Regions from separate parts of the Homo sapiens genome. Here region 2 is linked to region 1. A link is an interaction called in ENCODE POLR2A ChIA-PET data of the cell type or tissue named here. Cell type or tissue: OCI-LY7. All regions are shown on one strand. Links, peaks and the distances in the headings refer to the core of each region. The heading gives the core; the rest is flanking DNA.

Evidence for each region. Peaks named below come from ENCODE experiments on the same cell type or tissue, not always from the same donor. Only the 100,000 strongest peaks of a DNase experiment are listed, where the experiment ranks them.
Region 2: POLR2A ChIA-PET joins it to region 1 with 8 read pairs; 1 of 35 experiments calls an interaction of 5 or more read pairs at or near these places.

Annotation. Positions count from the first base shown.
Region 1 is chr1:46,323,039-46,329,294 of GRCh38, forward strand. No RefSeq gene overlaps it. Among named protein-coding and RNA genes, the nearest start is that of NSUN4, 15 kb to the right of the region's middle. RefSeq lists an enhancer at 5,719-6,256. In OCI-LY7, for the core only: no CTCF peak of the experiment used is centred there; a DNase peak (open chromatin) is centred at 2,873; H3K4me3 peaks cover 616 bases; H3K27ac peaks cover 2,221 bases.
Region 2 is chr1:45,857,658-45,863,913 of GRCh38, forward strand. All of the region lies in intron 3 of MAST2 (microtubule associated serine/threonine kinase 2), which reads left to right. Among named protein-coding and RNA genes, the nearest start is that of MAST2, 57 kb to the left of the region's middle. In OCI-LY7, for the core only: no CTCF peak of the experiment used is centred there; no DNase peak of the experiment used is centred there; H3K4me3 peaks cover 618 bases; H3K27ac peaks cover 551 bases.

The DNA.
Region 1 (6,256 bases), core at 384-5,383:
GGTGAAACCCCGTCTTTACTAAAAATACAAAAAATTAGCTGGGTGTGGTACCATGCACCTGTAATCCCAGCTACTCAGGAGGCTGAGGCAGGAGAATCCCTTGAACTCAGGAGGCAGAGATTGCAGTGAGTCGAGGTTGCGCCATTGCCTGGGTGACAGAGCAAGACTCCATCTCAAACAAAACAAAACAAATAAACTGGGGCATGATTTCTGGATTCCTAGATTTTCACTAAAATTTATGTTTGTTAAGAATTTAAGGTAACATGTAATTCTGTATATAAAATATGCCAAAAGATGGTGCTCTTATTAATTTTTTCTTTTGGCCAATTTGGGTATTATTTAAAGAGAAGTTTAAAATAAGAAACTGGGCCAGGTGCAGTGGTTCACACGTGTAATTCCAGTACTTTGGGAGGCCAAGGCAGAGGATCAATTGAGCACAGGAGTTTGAGACCAGCCTGGGCAACATAGGGAGACCCTATCCCTAAACAAACAAAAAAATGAGCAGGGCGTGGTGGTACATGCCTGTGGACCCAGCTATTCGTGAGACTTAGGTGAGAAGATTGCTTGAGCCTGGGAGGTTGAGGCTGCAGTGAGCTATGATTGCTCCAGTTTGGGCAACAGACTGAAACCTTGTCTCAAAAAATTAAAAAATGAAAAAGAAACCAGTAAGTAGGAGAAAGAGATATAAAGAAAGATATAGGCCGGGTGCGGTGGCTCACGCCTGTAATCCCAGCACTTTGGGAGGCCGAGGCGGGCGGATCACCTGAGGTCAGAAGTTCGGGACCAGCCTGACCAATATGATAAAACCCTGTCTGTACTAAAAACACAAAAATTAGCTGGGCGTGGTGGTATATGCGCCTGTAATCCCAGCTACTCGGGAGGCTGAGACAGGAGAATCGCTTGAACTCGGGAGGCGGAGGCTGTGGTGAGCTGAGGTTGCACCATTGCACTCCAGCCTGGGCAACAATAGTGAAACTCCGTCTTAAAAAAAGAAAGAAGGAAAGAAAGAGAGAGAGAAAGAAAGAAAGATACAGAAATAAAGATGTATTTTTAATTTTAAAAATATAGGCCGAGGCCGGGCGTGGTGGCTCACGCCTATAATCCCAGCACTTTGAGAGGCTGAGGCAGGCGGATCATGCGGTTAAGAAATCGAGACCATCCTGGCCAACATTGTGAAACCCTGTCTCTACTAAAAACACAAACATATTAGCTGAGCGTGGTGGTGTGCGCCTGTAGTCCCGGCTACTCCGGAGGCTGAGGCAGGAGAATCGCTTGAACCCGGGAGGTGGAGGTTGCAGTGAGCCGAGATCTGTGCCACTACACTCTAGTCTGGCAACAGAGCGAGACTCTGACTCAAAAAAATAAAAAATAAAAAATACACACACACACACACACACACACACACACACACACACACGAGTAATTTTACATGAGGTAAAATCTTATGTGGTAAATTCTTGTCCTAGAGTGAAATGACTGGTTATTTATTTTATTTTATTTATTTATTTAGTTTTATTTTTTGAGATGGAGTCTCGCTCTGTCACCCAGGCTGGAGTGCAGTGGCACGACCTCGGCTCACTGCAAGCTCCGTCTCCTGGGTTCACGCCATTCTCCTTCCTCAGCCTCCCGAGTAGCTGGGACTACAGGCGCCCGCCACTGCGCCCGGCTAATTTTTTGTATTTTTAGTAGAGATGGGGTTTCACCATGTTAGCCAGGGAGGTCTCAATCTCTTGACCTCGTGATCCACCCACCTCAGCTTCCCAAAGTGCTCAGATTACAGGAGTGAGCCACCGCACCTGGCCTATTTTATTTTATTTTTGAGATGGAGTTTTCCTCTTGTTGCCCAGGCTGTAGTGCAATGGCACGATCTCGGCTCACCAAAACCTCCGCCTCCCGGGTTCAAGTGATTCTCCTGCCTCAGCCTCCCGAGTAGCTGGGATTACAGGCATGCGCCACCACACCCGACCGATTTTGTACTTTTTAGTAAAGACGGGGTTTCTCCATGTTGGTCAGGCTGGTCTTGAACTCCCGACCTCAGGTGATTCACCTGCCTTGGCATCCCAAAGTGTTGGGACTACAGGCGCCCACCACCACGCTGACTAATTTTTTTGTATTTTTTTAGTAGATACAGGGTTTCACCGTGTTAGCCAGGATGGTCTCGATCTCCTGACCTCGTGATCTGCCCTTCTTGGTCTTCCAAAGTGCTGGGATTACAGGCGTGAGCCACCGTGCCCGGGTGATAAGTTCTTAAAAGAAACAGGTTATAGTATTGAAAAGCAAAATTTCTTGTAATTTTTTTTTTTTGAGACAGAGTCTCACTCTGTCCCCCTACCCCGAGAATCAATTACAACCAAAATAAAAGAGCCTTTAATAGGTATTGTTAAGTACCCCCAACTACTATTAACCTTTAGGAAATCACTAGCTGGGTACACCTGTCCAATATTAAACCTGTTTCTTATGAGTCCCTGTAGGAGTAAAAGGAGGACATCATGACCTACACTTGTGAACTTGTAGCAGGATGAGCCGCAGACAAAACCTCTCAGACACCGAGTTGTAGAAGGAAGGGCTTTATTCAGCTGGGAGCATCGGCAAGCTACTGCCTTAAAATCCGAACTCCCCAAGAGAGCAATTCCTGTCCCTTTTAAGGGCTCACAACTCTAAGGATTTCACATGAAAGGGTCGTGATTGATTTGGAGCAAGCAAGGGGTACGTGACAGGGGCTGCATGCACCGGTGGTCAGAGAGAAACAGAACAGGGCAGGGAGTTTCACAATGTTCTTCTGCACAATGTCTGGAATCTATGAATAACATCGGTTTTTAAGTTATGAGTTGATTTTTAACTACTGGGTTTAGGCCAGGCAGGCCCAGGCTTGGTTTCGGGCCTGGCGCTGGGCTGCCTGTCTTTGGTTTTACTTCCTTGTTTTTTTTTTTTTTTTTTCTTAAAATAGGTACTGAGTATAAAACAATATAAAACAATATGAGAAGGTCTCTCTCTCCCCTCATTTCCCCCCTTTGAGACTCTCACTTTCTATTAGTGGGAGTTCTGACTTTTATTTTTGCTACTTATGTCTTTTTGTGCAATAGATTGATAGTGATTTATATAGTACACTTGTGCTAAAGCATTTTGGTGAACTAAGATAGTGATGAAGCTTTTTATCATTTGAAGAAGTACAGGTAGCAAACAAGGAAGCAGTAAACAGGTTCTTATTACTATTATAAATTCTATTATAAGAGTTTTAAATCCTTCTAGTGCTGGGAACTAATTTTTAAACATGGCTTCAGGATCGAATTCATGCTACACTTGCATGGGCACATGTGTCAGTTTTGTCATATTTTTAACTATGTCTTTAACTACTTGCCTTTGATTATCTATGTGTAGACAGTAATTAGTAAGGTTAAATTTCTTATAGACCTCTCTTTCAGCTGCTAGCAAGTAGTTGAGAGCCAATCTATTTTGATAGATAGCATTTCTTATCTGAGTTTCTTGCTGGGCCAGAATAGTCAAGGCTTGACTGGTTTTACTAGTGATGATTTCTAAAACAGCTTGCAGCTGTATGATTCAGTTGAGCATGTAAGTGGGGGTCCAGTATCCCCATGAGCCGTCTTGTGTCTAAGTGGCAGGCCTATAGTATTATATAATTTTTTTTTGAAGGTCATTTATCATCTTTCCAATTTCCTATGGCTATGCTTCATTTTCCGCGGGAAGCATAGACAGGGAAGCCCAGGAGTTTGCCTGTTTTTATGGTCAGTAGAAAGAAAGATGGTTTAATAGTGCCAATAACACAACTACCTGTCCACTGGTCAGGCAGCTTAGCTTAAGCTCTATGTCTACGTATTCAGTATAACTTGGTGGGGGCAGTCCAGTCCCGGTGGAATTCCAGGTGGGCCCAGACAGTCTGCAACCTTGGAAATTTACTGAATGGATCTCTTTCTATATAATTGGAACTTCACCATGTAACTGTTTTTTTGCGGTACCATTATACAGTTCTTGGCCCAAACAACTAAGACATCCTATAGAATGAGTGAATTCTTTCTTTTTTCTAGCTATGTAATATTGTCCAATAATTGAGACTTTTAGAACCTAGAGATGATCAGGGTGATTCTTGTGGGCCAGGAATTCATCAGGAACTGCGTCTGTAGGCACTAATTCTTGGGCTTTTTATGGCCATTGAGCTCTTATTACAGTTTTTTCACAAACATAACATGAAGTGACATTTAGAGACTGGGCTACACGCTCGGCTAATTGCAAAAACAAATTTCTGGTTTTTCCTGGAGTCTCTTGGTACTGGCAAATTTAGTTCATCATAGAAAGTCTGAAATACTGGTTCCAGAGAGAGTTTACAAAACTCCTCTTTTACTAAGATATTTGCTGTAGGACCTAGTCTTTTCCTATTGATGCCCAGAGATACGTGTTCTCCTTTTTTCTACCTTGGGTTTAAGGGATTTGTAATTATTAATTTCAAGGGGTTCCAATGTCCACTCGTATAGGAGGGGCTGCATTCTCCTTTTTGGAGCTAAACAGGATCTTTTTCATCCTTTTTCTAAGTAGTCTAGATGACACAAGACCAGTAATTACACACATTTGCACATGAGCTTAATTCATGGCAGATATACTTATTTCCTGCCGTGTAAACTTTTTTTTTTTCAACTTAAAGAACTGCATCTTATTTTATGCCAATTACTATTGATAGTGGCACAAGCATTAAATTTTAGGGTTATATGCTTGGAGACCCCTCTTTCTTCTGTCCTAGCTATTACTTTACTTGTGTCGCCTAGAAAAGGACCAGTCATTAATTTTATTTTAAAAACTGATCATGGGAGGCTTAAAATGGGTCATAACACGCATCAGGTTGGTTATTTCCTGGGCTACATACCTTGGATAGAATTGCATTATACAAACAACTTTTAGAGTCCTGGTACACTTATAATAACCATAAAATAATAAGACTTTAGCAATCTTTTGTCCCTCAGTGACTTGATGTATATACTGGGAACAGCCCTCAGTCTTAGGAAGGTCAGTTGAAGTCCTTACAATACAAGTCCAAATTTTAAGGAAAATGAGTCCCCTGCTATGAGTTTCCTCATGCTTCAGCTGTGTGTGGACCAGTCAGCTTCCGGGTATGACTGGAGCAGGGCTTGTCGTCTTCTTCAGAGTCACTTTGCAGGGGTTGGCGAAGCTGCTCCCATCCGCGTACAGCTCCCAGTCTACTGCTGTTTAAGGATGGTCTCGGAGTTTGGGCCCACTAGAATAAACTGAGTCCAATACTTCTACACAGTTATGTTTAACTGGGCTCTCTGATACAAGATGCCCAGCAAGATGGCGGGGTTTAGGGTGTTGCAAACTTCAATGGTTATGCAGGGATTTTCACAGAGCAAGCTTTGGTATCTAGTTAGTCCAGCATTCATTAGTTAATGGTGTCCTTTGGTATTTATTAAAATCACCACAGCATGGGGGGACTTTAGGTTTTGCCTAAGAGTTAGCTTATTTGCTTCTTGTGCTAACAGGGCCGTTGCTGCCAGGGCCCTTGGACGTGGGGCCAGCCTTTGGAAACCCCGTCTAGTTGCTTTGAGAGATAGGCCACTGGCCTTGGCCAGGGCCCTACAGTCTGGGTTAAAACTCTAACTGCCATTTTTTCTCTTTCTGACACATAGAGTGTAAAGAGTTTTGTCAGGTCAGATAGCCTCAGGGCTGGGCCCAAAAGGAGTTTTTTTTTAACTCATGTAAAGCTCATTGTAATAGATGTAGTTTTTCTAATCTACATTTTTATTGACTGTCATCTATCAAAATATTGACTTAAATCCTGTAACTATTTGATTTCAAGCTTTAAATTGATCTGGTATTCCTTGCGGGGCTCCAGTTGCATCTAAATAGATGTGAGAGTTGAAAGACCTATAAGGAGCTTCTCTCGCTTTATGATGTCTTATTTTTTTTTTTTCCTCTGGTTGATGAAATGCCAGGGTAAAAGGGATAGCCAAATGGACTAAAGCACAAGTGCCACTCTAGTTATTCAGCAGAGTGCCCAGTAAAGGTCCACCACAATACCACCATACATCCACTCGGGGATGAACAGAGGCTGACTGATTGATAAGCTCTTGAAAATTCTTAAGCTCACTGCATCCCTTCAGGTCTCCAAGGAATGCTAAATCTCCTCCCTGCCATGAGAGACAAGAAGTGAACTTAGTGTTGGGAGACATAAGTTGGATGGCCCTCCGGGGCTGACCCGCAGGGACTTCAGGATATAGCAGAGAGAGCTTGG
Region 2 (6,256 bases), core at 810-5,809, 460 kb before region 1:
TGTTACATATGTATACATGTGCCATGTTGGTGTGCTGCACCCATTAACTTGTCATTTACATTAGGTATATCTCCTAATGCTATCCCTCTCCCCTCCCCCGACTCCATGACAGGCCCCAGTGTGTGATGTTCCCCTTCCTGTGTCCAAGTGTTCTCATTGTTCATTTCCTACCTATGAGTGAGAACATGCGGTGTTTTTTTTTTTTTTTTTTTTTTTGTCCTTGCGATAGTTTGCTAAGGATGATGGTTTCCAGCTTCATCCATGTCCCTACAAAGGACATGAACATATCCTTTTTTATGGCTGCATAGTATTCCATGGTGTATATGTGCCACGTTTTCTTAATTCAGTCTATCATTGATGGACATTTGGGTTGGTTCCAAGTCTTTGCTATTGTGAATAGTGCCGCAATAAACATACGTGTGTATGTGTCTTTATAGCAGCATGATTTATAATCCTTTGGGTATATACCCAGTAATGGGATTACTGGGTCAAATGGTATTTCTAGTTCTGCATCCTTGAGGAATTGCCACACTGTCTTCCACAATGGTTGAACTAGTTTACAGTCCCACCAACAGTGTAAAAGTGTTCCTATTTCTCCATATCCTCTCCAGCACCTGTTGTTTCCTGACTTTTTAATGATTGCCATTCTAACTGAAATGAGATGGTATCTCATTGTGGTTTTGATTTGCATTTCTCTGATGGCCAGTGATGATGAGCATTTTTTCATGTGTCTGTTGGCTGCATAAATGTCTTCTTTTGAGAAGTGTCTGTTCATATCCTTTGCCCACTTTGTGATGGGGTTGTTTGTTTTTTTCTTGTAAATTTGTTTGAGTTCTTTGTAGATTCTGGATATTAGCCCTTCGTCAGATGAGTAGATTGCAAAAATTTTCCCCCATTCTGTAGGTTGCCTGTTCACTCTGATGGTAGTTTCTTTTGCTGTGCAGAAGCTCTTTAGTTTAATAAGATCCCATTTGTCAATTTTGGGTTTTGTTGCCATTGCTTTTGGTGTTTTAGACATGAAGTCCTTGCCCATGCCTATGTCCTGAATGGTATTGCCTAGGTTTTCTTCTAGGGTTTTTATGGTTTTAGGTCTAACATTTAAGTCTTTAATCCATCTTGAATTAATTTTTGTATAAGGTGTAAGGAAGGGATCCAGTTTCAGCTTTCTACATATGGCTAGCCAGTTTTCCCAGCACCATTTATTAAATAGGGAATCCTTTCCCCATTGTTTTTGTCATGTTTGTCAAAGATCAGATGGTTGTAGATGTGTGGTATTATTTCTGAGGGCTCTGTTCTGTTCCATTGGTCTATATCTCTGTTTTGGTACCAGTACCATGCTGTTTTGGTTACTGTAGCCTTGTAGTATAGTTTGAAGTCAGGTAGCATAATGCCTCCAGCTTTGTTCTTTTGGCTTAGGATTGTCTTGGCAATGCGGGCCCTTTTTTGGTTCCATATGAACTTTAAGGTAGTTTTTTCCAATTCTGTGAAGAAAGTCATTGGTATCTCGGCTCACTGCAACCTCCGCCTCCTGGGTTCAAGTGATTCAGCTGTCTCAGCCTGATGAGTAGCTGGGACTACAGGCACAAAAAGTGCCATCACACCCAGCTAATTGTTGTATTTTTAATAGAGATGTGGTTTCACCATGTTGGCCAGGCTAGTCTCAAACTCCTGGCCTCAAGTGATCCGCCAGCCTTTGCTTCCCAAAGTGCTGGGATTACAGGCATGAGCCACCACGCCTGGCCCTTGAGCTGGGTTTTGAAGAATGAATAGGAGTTTACTAGGTAAGAGCTGAAGTAGGGAACCTCTCCAGTAGGTGGGAACATGTGCCAAGGCATGAAGCAGTGAAACAAAGTGGTGCGTGCAAGAGAAGTACTCATAATTTGTTGTGGCCAGACACAACATGAGAGGGAGAAAATCAAGATGAGCTGATCAGGGAGGCCTAAAGTTAATTTTTTCATTGTGCTTATCTTGGCTTGCTTACCATGTAAAGAACCTTATAGCTTTCCACATGGGGTTAGTTATATTTTATTCACTTACTGATAAATAAAAGGATAATTTATGTTGAGGAAATGTTTAGATGCAGCCTATTCTGAGAATTTATGTATTTACTTTTATTTCTGCAAGGTGTTTGACTTTTTATCTAGTCATTGGCTGATAGTCCTCTCAATACTAATAACATAGTAGAGAAGATGATGAAAATGTTTTATTCATCTGTTCTTGGACAAGAAACCCTGCTCTTTCTGTTCTTTTTAGTTGAAGCTGAATAAAGCTGAATGTTCTAGTCGGAAGCATGGGTTCAAGTTTCTACTACACTGTTTCTGAGCAGGTTACGTCTCCTTCCTGGGTCTTAATTTCTCCAGTTGTAAAATAGGGGATTTGAGGTAAATTAGCATATCCACATTGATAAAAATTTATCTGGGCTGGGCGGGGTGGCTCATGCCTGCAATCCTGAGGTGGCGGGATGCTGAGATGGGCAGATTACTTGAGGCCAGGAGTTTGTGACAAGCGTGGCCAACATGGTAAACCCCTGTCTCTACTAAAAATACACACACACACACACACACACACACACACAAATTAGCCAGGAGTGGTGGCGGGCACCTGTAATCCCAGCTACTCGGGAGGCTGAGGCAGGAGAATCACTTGAACCTGGGAGACAGAGGTTGGAGTGAGCCAAGATCATGCCACTGCACTCCAGCCTGGGTGACAGAGTGAGAATCTGTCTCAAAAAAAAAAAAAAAAAATTTATGTGAAGCAAGAATCAATACATATATGACCCATTAGGGTAATTTTTCTTGGCAGTCCTTCCCTTCCTGGCTGCTGTTTACCAACTTAATTATTCTTCCTGTTTCATGTTAGATTCTATAATCCAGTATACATCTTACTACTCTTGGCCGGGCGCAGTGGCTGATGCCTGTAATCCCAGCACTTTGGGAGGCCAAGGCAGGCGGATCACCTGAGGTCAGAAGTTTGAGACCAGCCTGGCCAACATGGTGAAACCCCATCTCTACTAAAAATACAAAAATTAGCCAAGCGTAGTGGCGGGTGCCTGTAATCCCAGCTACTCAGGAGGCTGAGGCAGGAGAATCACTTGAACCTGGGAGGCAGAGGTTGTAGTGAGCCGAGATCATGCCATTGCACTGCAGCCTGGGCGACAAGAGCGAAACTCCGTCTCCAAAAAAAAAAATCTTACTACTCCTCTCAACTCCTGCTATTATCTTTGTTATTTTCAGCAACCATGTAGATGAATCCATCCAATAATATCCTGGCATAGTTGTTGACCTCATTATCATTTCTAGTCCACTTAGCTCTCTGCCTTGTCATACCTCTGAAATGTTCCTTCACTAAAATCGTAACTCTAGGTAACCTCCTCACTACAACCTGATAATTTTTTTAGCTTCCCCATTTAATTATTCTTAAAGTATACCAGTTCTCAGACTTACCAGCACCTCTATTAAATCTTTTCTTCCTGTCTTTTCGTCTTTACTTTCCTCCTCTTTTAGCTTAGATTCCATTGTTACTCTCTCTATTCCATGTCATAAATTGTTTGCCCCATTTTTGGTCAATTTATCTGGTAAAGCTGTTTAGTAAAACTTTGCCTTTGCATTACTGTAGTCTACTGAAGAAAGCCACACAACGGAGCAGATTGGTGGGACTGTAAAATGATGATGAATGATGTAGGTCAGTCCTTAACGCTGCTTACCAATTCTACTTTTTGTTCAGCGTATTTTCTTGTTCTCTGTATTATCTCTCAATTTTTTTTTTTTTTTACTCATCTCAAATTTGGAATTTCCTTGCTCTGCTGATTTCCTTTTTATTTCATGGAGAAAATAGCTATAATGTGGAAGCTTCTTTAGCTTCTTTACCACTAAAGTTACAAATATTTTGTTACCTGTACCTGCTTTTTCCTTTTCATCTGTTGTGGTGGAAGAAATATTCCTTCTATCACTGTTTATGCTCTCAATCCCCTTCCTTCCTTTTCATCTTTTGTGGTGGAAGAAATATTCCTTCTATCACTGTTTATGCTCTCAATCCCCTCCCTTCCTTTTCAAGAATAACTTTTTTTTTGAGAACTTTGGCTGCAGAGAGTATGGAGAGTTAAATGCAAGCTGGAAGAGTTGTCTAGATTCACTGTCTTTATTTCCTCATCTCCTACCCACTGGAGTTGGGCTTTTGCTCCTACCACTCCTCCACTCCTGAAATTGTTCCTACAAAGGGTACCAGTTGACTTCAAGTCAGTTAAATTGGATGACATTCTTTAATGATGGGCCTCCAGGCAGCATTTGTTCAGCAGTCCCTGACTATCTTTTCTTGGCTTCTTTAATAGCATTTGCAGTCTTGATTTCCTTCCACCTCTCTGGTTACTCTTCTTCTGTTTCCTACAGTTTAATCAGTTACTACAAATATTACTGTAACATAAACAAATAAAGGTTTATTATCTTACAGAGAAGAATGCAAAATTTGCATAAATTTTGAGAACCAAACAGGCTTTAAGGAAACCAGGTTGTGGCAGGAAATTTTGAGCAGGTTACACACTACTCTGTGAGAGATACTGAAAAAAGTTGTGAATCATTCATACATGTTTCATAAATGATTCCTTTCAACAACCTTATAAGGTAGATGGTTGTATTCTTGTTTATCCACAAAGGATTTGAGGTGGGGAAAGATGGGGTATGTTCAGGAAACTGTGCCTTGTTCTTTCCAATTGGAAGGTTAAGTTACAATAAGGTACTACTGAAGATAAAATCTGTTGTTTCCATGATATGGCGTGTCTTGAATGCCAAGGGGAGACGTTTTTTACTTAATTTTTTAGATAGTGAGGACTGAAGATTTTTTTTTTTTTTTTTTAACCTTGAGTGGCTGGAGTGCAGTGGCACGATCTCAGCTCTGCAACCTCTGCCTCTTGGGTTTGAATGATTTTTCTGCCTCAGCCTCCCAAGTAGTTGGGATTACAGCTGCCTGCCATCATGCCTGGCTAATTTTTGTATTTTTAGTAGAAACACGGTTTTGCCTTGTTGGCCAGGCTGGTCTCGAACTCCTGACCTCAGATGATCCACTTGCCTCGGCCTCCCAAAGTGCTGGGTGAGCCACTGCACCTGGCCAGGTTGAAGATTTTTAAGCTGTGTACAACGTTTTGGGAAAGGAAACCTGTCTTGGTGAAAGGTTGATAATCCCATAACGTTAGTTTTAGTGACCAAATGGCACTTCCACTTGAAGCCTTTTTGTAGGCTTTCCACTATAATGAATTGAGCCTTCTTTGACACTCCCATAGCACTTTGTCATACCTTTTAGCACACTTCTCATGTGTCATAATTACTTGTTTGTATTTGGCTTCCCCATTGGATTTTAGCTCTTCTAGAATAGGATTATTAGTTTATGGTTAATGTTGATTTTGGTAATCTTTCCTCATCCCTATCTCAGTGGTTGGCAAAATAAATGGTTCTTGAATTAGTAAATGAATAAAGAGTTTGAATTTTGAATCTTTTGTCTGAATAGCTTCTCAGAATGCATCTTTTTTATATTTTTACTGATTACCGGGTTGAATAAATTAGAAGCCACTCCTACTTCCTCTCTGCTGATACATATGTTTTAGCTAGTTAAACCTATTTTGATAGAGGAGTTCTATGACTTTAAAGGCCTATGACTTTGCAGACACTCATACAGTGTACAGCATACCCTATGCAAATCAGCTGTCTGTTCAGGTCTTGTGTTTGTTTTCCCCATAGACATAATCCAGCCGTTAGTTATTCAAAGCAGCAGATGGGAGAAGGAATCCGTGGAAATGTGGATTTATTAGCTCTCACAATGAAAGACCACACTGGTTATGCTAAGGATTAGAAGATTTCTGCTGAATGAAAGGGACATGGATCCTGTTTTTTGTGCTATTTTCAGCAGTGTGGCAATTTCTTATGACTATAATCAGTTGTAAAAAGACCAGAAAATGATCTTGTAAATAGACTTTCCTTCAAGCCCTAGACTGTTGGTTGCAGCTGTCATAATTATAGGAGGGACTGCTTTTCTTCCTTTTTGGGTGCAGACTGAATCTGGCCTTTAGCTATTGCTATATTTACACCTTAGGTAGTATAACTGGCTGATTGTGTGCTTTATACATACCTTTATCTGTCAAATTAGGGAATTTGGATTCGTGTCTCCTGAATTTTGTAGGAGAGTAATTATTGTAGCATGTCTTATAGTTTGGAAAAAATGATTGAATTTAATGTGTTAAACTCACTTCCTAAAAATATAATGCTGCCTT